2 separate regions of the Homo sapiens genome follow, and region 1 is linked to region 2. The links are chromatin contacts, found by Hi-C or POLR2A ChIA-PET in ENCODE. All regions are on one chromosome and are shown on one strand. The core of a region is the stretch at or near the end of the contact, and the rest is flanking DNA. Distances in the headings are between cores, read along the strand shown.

Evidence for each region. Hi-C counts contacts between places; a loop is a spot of excess contacts on that map. ChIA-PET counts read pairs that join two places held with the same protein, here RNA polymerase II (POLR2A). Pooled maps may share reads with other maps.
Region 1: a loop to region 2 is called in a pooled map, with 1.9 times the contacts of the local background. The contact joins the enhancer-like site here to the promoter of BMP8B in region 2. A Hi-C loop is called at or near these places in 3 of 50 pooled maps. POLR2A ChIA-PET finds 5 or more read pairs at or near these places in 8 of 52 experiments (AG04450, HCT116, HEK293T and 5 more).

What each region holds. Positions count from the first base shown.
Region 1 is chr1:39,753,194-39,758,405 of GRCh38, reverse strand. PPIE (peptidylprolyl isomerase E) reads right to left here. Exons shown (of 10, transcript NM_006112.4): 10 at 1,637-5,119. The coding sequence ends at 5,051. BMP8B (bone morphogenetic protein 8b) reads left to right here. Exons shown (of 7, transcript NM_001720.5): 7 at 1-1,224. Among named protein-coding and RNA genes, the nearest start is that of OXCT2, 16 kb to the left of the region's middle. Within about 2 kb of position 3,270, at least 3 of the 41 ENCODE cell types and tissues checked have a DNase peak (open chromatin) inside an H3K27ac peak, as active enhancers do.
Region 2 is chr1:39,787,352-39,792,505 of GRCh38, reverse strand. It overlaps BMP8B (bone morphogenetic protein 8b), which reads left to right and starts at 3,641. Exons shown (of 7, transcript NM_001720.5): 1 at 3,641-4,354. The coding sequence starts at 4,021. LOC101929536 (a long non-coding RNA gene) reads right to left here and starts at 3,530. Exons shown (of 1, transcript NR_135805.1): 1 at 2,335-3,530. RefSeq lists an enhancer at 3,034-3,535 and a silencer at 3,090-3,689.

The DNA of each region.
Region 1 (5,212 bases), core at 2,021-4,520, 34 kb after region 2:
AAAATACAAGATTACCTGGGCATGGTGGTGCATGCCTATAATCCCAGCTACTCAGGAGGCTGAGGCAGAATTGCTTGAACCTGGGAGGTGGAGGTTGCAGTGAGCAGAGATCACAACATTGCACTTCAGCCTGGTGACATGAGCAAAACTGTTGTCTCAACAAAATGAAATTATGGAACCTGTTTGCCATCCTAGTATTTACTTAATTGTTCCTTCTTAACATCAAAGATGGTCTTCTAGGCAATTGTAAATTTTAAATTAGCCAGTTATTTTGACAATTAATTTTTTACTCCACCTGTATCTTTAGTGCCCAGCCAATGATCTGGCATAGTTAGGGGTGCACCAAGAATGTCTGTAAACTACCTGAAGGTTTGTAGATATGGAGTACACCTTACCCATTAATCAAGCTGTGCATAGCAGGAACCAATACGAGCCGTGATCCTCCTGGTTCATACAGAACAATGGAAAAACATAAGGCTTTGTCTACCTAGTTGGCCATCAGACTTTCAGCAACTTTTATCATCCAGATAGTCACCAAATGAAATAAAATAGAAAAATCCCTTGAGCAATGAAACAATTGTGAATGAACACAAAGTCCATGAATTTAATCCTTATCCGTTTGCTGAGCCAAGCATGTGCATCTGCAGTGGGTGGCCCAGGCTGGCAGCACAGATACCACCATTTCCCTTTTCTTTGCTCAGGGCATGGCCTGTTTATCTCGTTGCACCAGATGAGGGTTGGAAGGATGATGGTGGTGGTTGTTTCAGATCTACTGACAGCAATGAGAAATCAATGACAGTTGACAGGAAGAGAGGACGCATACAACAGGCAAAAGAGGAATGCCCAGCAGTCTTGGTCCTTGCGGTGCAATACTGGCCTTGAGGCCAAGTCAGCAGGGGATTCGTAGTCACTAACTTCTAACTGAGGCAGGGAAGTAACATGTTCTGGAAAAGGTCCAAAGAAACAGGAATAGAGGCAGTGTAGCAAGAGGCAGATTTTTGGTGCCAAATAGATTTGAATCCTGGTTCTGCTTCTTCCTTTGTAGAGTATGATATTGGTTCTTTCCTCCCAAAGCTATTATAAAGACTAAATATGTACACAAATCTTTGGGATGTCTGACATATAAATGCTTAACAATAGGTATTTGCTGGTATTATTACAAATGAATTTGCTTATTTTTGAGCCACTTCTATGTCTGTCCATTAAACCAAAATGTGTTCTGCAGGTGATGATGTATTTATTTCAGAGCTGTGCTCTTTCCTAAACCATCTACACATGGCATCCCTCAGAGGGCGGGACTTGTATTCTTATAGCCTTTAAAGGCCTAGCAAGTGTCACTTGTGGCAGCGGCTGTGAAACTTTGCTGTGTTCCCAGACAATGGGATCCCATGTCCTGCTGAGAGAGGTCTGTACCCACCAGGTGTCTTGGGTGGCAATTTGCATGGGGGAACTGCCCATCCAGGTCAACTGCTTGGCCCCCTTTTTGAAAGGAACCCTGGATGGGCACTTGACCCCCTTTTTCAAAAATGTCTTTCACTTCTCAAAAAAATAATGCAGTTTTGGAGGAAAGTGGGATATATAAAAAATAAAATACAATTCAAATCACTACAGTCCCACAAGTCAAATAAACACACTATTAATATTTTTGTGGCTTTATTTCTAGGCTTTTTTTCTTAAGATATACAAATACCTATGCTTACATATTACAGATATTTTTACAAAATTGGGATCACACTGTACTATATATGTTTCTTTGTGATGTGCTTTTTCTACTTTAGTTTCCCATCACTGAACTCTACAAGACTCCATTTTCAACAATAAAAAGTTGGTTCTATAATTCCTTCTTCAGAGGTTGCCGTGAGGCTGCCATGACTGCAACAGATGCTGGGAGCACCTGGAGGCGGCTGTCATGCTGTTGGAGAGGACACTCCAACAGCCACAGCACTGATCCTGGGCCTGCCATCCCTGGTTTCAGCCTTTGTAACCGTTTCAGGGCCAGCATGTGGGGACTCAGATGGGGCTCAACTCTGAATGAGTTAGGGGGGAAATGAATCAGCAAAAGGAAGCCCTGTGCCCAGTCCTGGTGCTGGTCCAGCAATGGGAATGTGGAATGGGGAGGCCAGTTGGGACAGGAGCCACACAGTCCCAGGGAAAGCCGCTTTGCTCTCCAGGCTGCAGGAAAGGACGCCCACAGAGCCACTGGCTCCACTTCCCAGAGAGGTCAGAGTTTTCCCGAGGCAGCCAGGTGCAGCTGCTGCATGGTGCGTAGCCGAAGCAGGTGGCCAGGCTGTGGGGCATGCCACTGCCCAGCTCTGGGGCTCCCCTCCCTTCTGGCCTGGAAGAGCAGGGTCTTGTCTCCTGTGTCTCTCCACACAGGTCCTGGCCAATCATGGGGACCATGACTGTGTCACTCCCCAGGGCTGTGGACCCTGCCGCCACAGATTGAGGCTAAAGCCTAGTAAACCTCCCAGGACTCCATTACTACTGAAGAGAGACAGGCTGGGCTTCTAATCCCAGCTCTGCCAAACCACCCTGTGTGACCTTTGGCAGTCACGCCAATAAAGCCTCAGTTTACCTGTGCAGGGTTCCAGTGTGCATTCAATAACATCTGTGAACACCCAGGAGGAACACTGGGAGAGGAGTCCACACCCAATGGCTCCAAACCTGCTGAGCTTTCAGAACTGCCCACTGGCCTCCACCTCCCCAGAGTATCAGGGAGGAACAGAGTGACAAGGTTGTCACAGGAGTCTGTCCTTTTATGGGAGGCTGGCTGTGCTTTTTCTACACACTCTCTCCTGGTTCTCGTCCAAGCACTGAAGTCAGTGCTATCATCCCCAGCTTCATAGATGCCTGCCTAACACCTGTGACTGACCTCTGATGGCCATTATTTGCACTCAGAGAAGGGGCTGTGCTTTGAGGGAGGGTCTCTTTTGGAAGCTCCATAGGGGTGAGGGGTAACCATGTAGTATATCCCAGCTACATGGAGCCTGAACTCAGTCAACTGTAGCAGCTGGAGCTCACAAAGTCCAGTCGGCACATGGGAGCCAGAGGTAGGGCAGAATGCCACCATCCCTCAGCAAGAGCTATCCTAGGGTCATGAGGACCACCTAGCCTCTCCTGCCTCCTGGCTCATCCAGATCTCAATCCAAGATGCAAAAGCTCAGCTCAGTGGATTCTGAATGGTCTGAGTGACCCAACCCACAGGAGGTGTCCAACAGCTACAGGACTCAGTCCCTGCTAAAAGCCTTCAGCAGATGAGATTCTTTATAACCGCCTGGCTGACCAGCATCTGGAGGGGGAGTGGAGAGAAGCCAGCTCCAAGAAGTGGCTGCACACAGGAGAGCCAGACTGTGAGCTCAGCAGGGGGTGGGACCATTTGTTCTCTTCAGTGGCTGGCAATCCTGTTTTGTAAAGGCTCAGATAGTAAGTATTTTAGGCCTTGGGACTGTGATGGTCTATTTTGTGTGTCAATTTGGCTAGGCCATGGTATCCAGTTTTTAGTCAAACACTAGTCTAGATGTTGCTGTGATGATGGTTTCTTTTTTTCAAGACAGGGTCTCCCTCTTGTCACCCAGGCTGGAGTACAGTGGCATGACCATGGCTGACTGCAGCCTCAACCTCCCAGGTTCAAGCGATCCTCCCACCTCAGCCTTCTGAGTAGCTGGGACTATAGGTGTGCACTACCATACCTGGCTTTTTTTTCTCCCCCTAGAGATGGGGGTCTCTACATTGCCCAGGCTGGTCTTGAACTCCTGGGCTCAAGTGATCCTCCTGCCTCAGCCTCCCAATAGTGGTGGAATTATAGGCATGAGCCACCATGCCTGGCCTATTTTTTAGATGGATTAATATTTAAGTCAGTAGAGAGTAAAGCAGATTACCCTCCATAATGTGGGTAGGCCTCATCCAATCAGTTGAAATTCTTAAGAGAAAAAAGACTGAGATCACTGGAGGAAGAATTCTGCTTCCAAACTGCCTCAGAGCTGAACTGCAACATCAGTTTTTTTCCTGAGTCTCCAGCCTGCTGGTCTGTTGTGCAGATTGCAGACTTGCCAGCTCCTACCACTGCTTGAGCCAGTTCCTTAAAATAAATCTCTTTCTACATATATACACACCCTATTGGTTCTGCTTCTCTAGAAAACCCTAATACAGGGACCATAGCCTGTATTGTGTCTATAGCCCCTTACGCACCTCTGCCACTGCAGTAAGAAACCACCATGGACAATATGTAAATAAATGGACGTGGCTGTGTTCCAATAAAACCTGATTCATAAAAACAGGCAGTGGGCTGGATTAGGCACATGTAGTTTGTTGGCTTCCTGTCTCCTGACAAATAGGCATAGTACTTGGCACAGAGAAGGCACTTTGAGTTATAAAAATTTCATTTTTTAAAATCTGTAGGGTGAAAGTGAACAAATAAACAAATGAACCACTGAGAGTACACTTGCTGGCTGTAAGGCCGGCAGCTGGGTTTAGGAGCAGAGGCAGCAGAAGACCGGAGCTTTCCAGTCTTTAATTTCCGTTGCCCTGACATCGATGCCTGGTGTGAAGATACATCACCTGACATCTAAGGGGATCGGCCCAAGGGAGGAAATGAAAGCTGTGAAAAAGATGCTCTGCTCTCCCCACTCACCAGCCTGCCTCAGAGGTCCAGCTTAGCCACAGACACAATCTCTGACAACTCCCAAGAACTAGCAGGAAGAGCAATATAAGAACTAGGGTTTATTTTAGCAAAGAAAACACGTAAGAGCCACACTGGTAGTCCCAGGAGAGGCCCAGCAGCAAATGCTGAGAAAAGCCAGTGGCTTTTTGCACAGCCTGCCCATGGTGGAGGGGAGCACCTGAGCTGGCTCCTGGGCCCACAGCTGTGCCTGGGAATAGTCCAGGCTGTGCCTGCAGAGGAGCTGCTCCAAGCAGACCCTGAGGAAGGGCACATATCCCAAATGCTGCTTGCTTCAAACAGGCACCCTCGGTGCTGCCTCCTCTGAGGCTGGCAGTTCCTTCCTGGATATGCAGGGTCAAGAGCGGAGGGGGAAGCAGAGAGAGTGCCGCCTCACACGTACTCCCCACAGTCGGCGATGATCACCTTCTGCTTTGGCTTCCCGTCCTTGCTGCCCTGGGCCTTTGTGGCAGAATAGAAGTGAGGGAGTAAGGCCGGAGACTAACAGTGGTTTAGGGATACCAACCCCTGCCTGCCCATTTGCCCACTTCCACC
Region 2 (5,154 bases), core at 2,392-4,891:
TGGGAGGCCAAGGCGGGCGGATCATGAGGTCAGGAGATTGAGACCATCCTGGCTAACACAGTGAAACCCTGTCTCTACTAAAAATGCAAAAAAAAAAAAAAATATATTAGCCAGGCGTGGTGGCGGGCGCCTGTAGTCCCAGCTACTAGGGAGGCTGAGGCAGGAGAATGGCGTGAACCCGGGAGGTGGAGCTTGCAGTGAGCCGAGACTGCGCCACTGCACTGTAGCCTGGGCGACAGAGCAAGACTCCGTCTCAAAAACAAAAACAAAACAAAACAAAAAAACTGTGGAGATGGGTCAGCAGCAGGGGCCAGGTGATGATGCCAGACCACTGGGTCCTGGGCGCTTATCACCTTGTGCCTTGCTGGTCCCCAAGATGTGGTCCTCAAAAAACTAAAAAGCTATAGTCACATGCATTTGGAAGAAGCCAAGTTAAGGCTAAACAGGTTTTTATTTATTTATTTATTTAATTTACTTATTTATTTATTTTTACTGCAGGATTTCTAGAGCTTACAAAGTGCTAAGTGCATGAGGGCTCTACCAAGGGGGAAATATATAGCGCAGTGTGTACTGAACCCCTTTTGCAGGAAAGCCCTCAGAATCCTCACCTGGGGAAATTCTGCTGTAAGCAATGAAAGGCCATGGAAGGATTCAGATTTTCATTTGGAAATATGCATTCTGCGGAATGAGTGAGGGCTGGGTGGGGTGGGTAGTGAGATGAGACATAAGGAGACCAGTGGGGAGGAGGTGCTCCATGAAACACCTGAGTGCAAAGGGGCGTGCACAGGCTCAGGGATTCAAGAGGCATTTGAAGGTAGAATCAATAGACTGAACTGCCCTTGGGAGGGAGGGACGTGTGTCTGCGCCAGGGTTTTGGCTTCTGGCTCTGGTCATGTCTTATCGGTCATTGGATGTAGCTTCTGGCATCTAGCAGGAAGGCCTGCCCTACTAATATATTTGGAGTTGGGTGTGACTGTATGGCGGCACTGAAGCCTCAGTGGATGAGCTCATCACCAGGTCAAGTCTAAGGGGAGAACAGGACTGTGGACAGACCCAGCAGACATCCATGTTTTAGAAGTGGGCAGGGAGGAGTGGTCAGCAAGGGAGCAGGCGTCCTTGAAGCCAGGGGAGGACAGGGTTTCAAAAACAAGAGAGCAGTGTGTAGTAACCCTCCACATGCAAGTTACAACAGCAGAGAGGTTTTCATCTATCAAACCAGCAGAGATTGATTTATTTATGTATTTAACAGTTATATCTAGTGTTGGTAAGGGTGATAGAAAATAAGCACCCTCGTGCTATTGGGGCAACAGATAATATGTATCAAAAACCATAAAAAGTGTATATGCTCTTTGATTCAAATATTCCATCTCTAGACGCCTGTAATCCCAGCACTTTGGGAAGCTGGGGTGGGCAGATCACCTGAGCCCAGGAGTTCAAGACTAGCCTGTCCAACATGGCAAAACCCTGTGTATACTAAAAATACAAAAATTAGCCAGGCATGGTGGTGCACGCCTGTAATCCCAGCTGCTCAGGGGGCTGAGGCACAAAGACCACTTGAGGCGGAGGCTGCAGTGAGCCAAGATCATACCATTGCACTCCAGCCTGGGTGACAGAGCAAGACTCCATCTCAAAAAAAAAAAAAAAAAATCCATCTCTAGAAATTCATCCTAAAGAAATCACCATGGATGTGCACAGATTATTCTACAAGATTGTTCATAACAACATAGTATATAATATAAAAATATAATTATCCCATAACATAAGCTTGATTAAAAAAATTATGATAACAATATGATGAAAAAATACCACGAAGCCAGTAAAAAAAGTGTGCAATAATTAATGGCATAGTGAAATACTGCAATATAACGTGAAGCTAATAAAGCAAATAAGATCCTGTTTTTTGTATGAAAAAATACACATACATGTAAGAAAAAGAGACATCAAATATTACCAGTGATTATCTCTGGAAACAGGGATTTGGGTGATTTTAAAATTTGTTGGGGGTAATATTTTTACTTTTCTGTACTGACCTGGCATAAGTTCCTTAATCGCTGTGTGCCTCAGTTTCCTCATTTGTTAAAAGAGGAGGTTCCAATGGTATGTACCCCCTGATGATGTGCAAAAGTGATTATGAAACTATTTTCAAAAGTTTCTACAAAAGCAAGTTACCTCTGTAATCAGGAAAAAGTAGTTCTTTTAGTGCTCTGAATAGTGTAATAATAATATTTATTTTATTTCATTTTATTATTTACCCTTGCAGAAATTTACTTCTTCGGTAAAAGACAGACTAGGCATGTGCTTAAGGAGCCAGCAAATGACCATTTACATTAATAATTTATTTAATATAGAAATTTTTATTGAAGTGATGACTTCTAAATGTGATTTTTGGGGGCATTATACACTTGCTTCGAGGTTTAATCTTCAATCCACATGGGGGGGCACCATAATCACTGGTGCCCAGGGCCCTCGTCTAGCCCCTGTGAGGCCCTTTGCAGTCCCTCCCTTGCCAGCCCCTCCAGCCTCCGCCATTTGCCCCGTGGGCTCTCCAGGTTCCACTTGAGGAGCTGCCCCCTGCCCCAGCCCAGCTCTACTGCTGTGTGACCTAGCGTAAGTCCCTTAACCGCTGTGTGCCTCAGTTTCCTCATTTGTTAAAAGAGGAGGTTCCAGTGGTAGGTACCCCCTGACGATGTGCAAGCATCACAGAAATGACACAAGACACACACTGAGAACATGCCTCGCGCGTGGCAAGTGCTGACTGTTACCTGCCATTATTAGGCTCCCCCGCCGGGGTCTCAGGGCCTTGGCACAAGCTCTTCCCTCTGCTTGGAGCACTTTCCTCCACTGACCTTTCCTGGCGCTCCAGGTCAACTCCAGGAGCCTTCCCAGTACAGTCTAGGTGCCTTCTCCTTCCGCAGCGCCTGAACCACACAGGAATAAGTAAGGCGAGAGCGCGCCCAGAGAAGAGCAGAGAGTGCAGAAAGGGGCTGAGTTAGTAGAGGCATTTCCGCGGGGATCCTTCTCCTGCCAGGCCTGCACCGGGGCCGTGGCGACTGAGAAGTGCACAGGTGGCTCCCGGGTGCTCCAGAAGGGCCCCAGAGCTCCTGGCCCGGCTAAAGGCAGGAGGCGGGTGCGCGTCTCCCCCGCGAAGCTGGATCAGTACTGGGGGCGCAGGGGGCGCACGCCGCGCAGCGAGGGCTGGCGGGGGCGGCCTGCCTGGGGCGCTGCCCAGGCTCACGCGGGAGCCAGGTGGGGGCGCGGGGAGGAGCAGCTGAGCAGGTGCCGGGAAGGAGGCGCCTGCAGCATGCCATGGCGACCCGCGCACGCGACGGCGGGGCGGCCGGGTGGCACCACTGGCGGGACCGGAAGGGCGCCGCGGCCCTAGGATCTCTGCGCCGAGGCCCGCGGCGGAAGCCACGACGGCCATGACCACGCTGACGCCCAGGCTGCGAGCCCCTCGCCCGGGCCGCCTGCCCACCCGCCACGCCCAGGTAGCACCTCGGGGTCTCCCCACCCGCGACACCGGCCGCAGCCCCGGGCCCCCTCGCAGGCGTGGCCCCCGCTCCCAGGCCCCGCCCCCGCCCCCCCATTGGTCAGTCCCGGGGTGGGGGCGGGCGACGCGGACCGCTGGGCAGGGCAGGGCAGGGACTCGCGGGAACCGCACCAAGCGGGTGGCTGCAGGAGCTCGCCCATCGCCCCTGCGCTGCTCGGACCGCGGCCACAGCCGGACTGGCGGGTACGGCGGCGACAGACGGATTGGCCGAGAGTCCCAGTCCGCAGAGTAGCCCCGGCCTCGAGGCGGTGGCGTCCGCGTCCTCTCGTCCAGGAGCCAGGACAGGTGTCGCGCGGCGGGCGCTCCAGGGACCGCGCTGAGGCCGCGGTCGCCGCCCGTCCCGCCCCGCCCCGCCGCCCGCCGCCCGCCGAGCCCAGCCTCCTTGCCGTCGGGGCGTCCCCAGGCCCTGGGTCGGCCGCGGAGCCGATGCGCGCCCGCTGAGCGCCCCAGCTGAGCGCCCCCGGCCTGCCATGACCGCGCTCCCCGGCCCGCTCTGGCTCCTGGGCCTGGCGCTATGCGCGCTGGGCGGGGGCGGCCCCGGCCTGCGACCCCCGCCCGGCTGTCCCCAGCGACGTCTGGGCGCGCGCGAGCGCCGGGACGTGCAGCGCGAGATCCTGGCGGTGCTCGGGCTGCCTGGGCGGCCCCGGCCCCGCGCGCCACCCGCCGCCTCCCGGCTGCCCGCGTCCGCGCCGCTCTTCATGCTGGACCTGTACCACGCCATGGCCGGCGACGACGACGAGGACGGCGCGCCCGCGGAGCGGCGCCTGGGCCGCGCCGACCTGGTCATGAGCTTCGTTAACATGGGTGAGTGCGGCCGCCCGCGCGGGGACCCTCGGAGTAAGCTGGCTGCAGGGGAGGGGCGCGCATCCGCGGGCTGTGCCGGGCCCTGGCCGAACGGGGAGTCACAGACGGTGGACGCGAACCACAGGGGAGTGGGACCGCCGTGGTTAGGGAAGGTCTAAGGGTCATGGGGGCCCCCTGGGCTGCGGGGTGGTCAGGAGCAGAGTGTGGGGGACTGTGGACTCCCAGGCGCTGCCTTCACCCTGCCCCAAACACACCCAGGAGTAAGAATCAGGTGATGTCTTTGCCCACCTGGGCTGCCCCGGGAAGACAGCCTGGTCCTGGGGAGACAGGTGAGTAAACAGAGGCCGGGATGCTGTCACTGTGATAAGGGCAGTACTGAGGAGAGGGACAAAGTTCAGCGTGGAAACCTGTGGTCACATCGGAGTGACCAGAGCTGAGTCGCGTGCCCTGAGTCCACAGCAGGCTCTTCTCTGTGCGGAGCCTGGGTGGGGTGCGGCTGTCAGGGGGGCGGCTGGGGAAGGAGCAAACTCAGCTCGCTGGGGCAGGGACTGTTGCCTTGTCACCCTGGGCCCAACACCTGGGATGTGATCTGGTATGGGGTGAGTGTCCAGTCCTGTGGAATGGTCCAGTGGGCAGCTGGACCCACTTTGTTCTCCCAGGCAAAGCCCGGCTTTTCCTGTCTGCAAATATCTTGTATCAAACCCTGGAGCTATTTATTCCCTAAGATCTCAGAGATTTTTTTTCCAGTACTAAACTCTTTGGTCTATGGTCATGTAGTTACTATTGGTCAGGTCACCCAT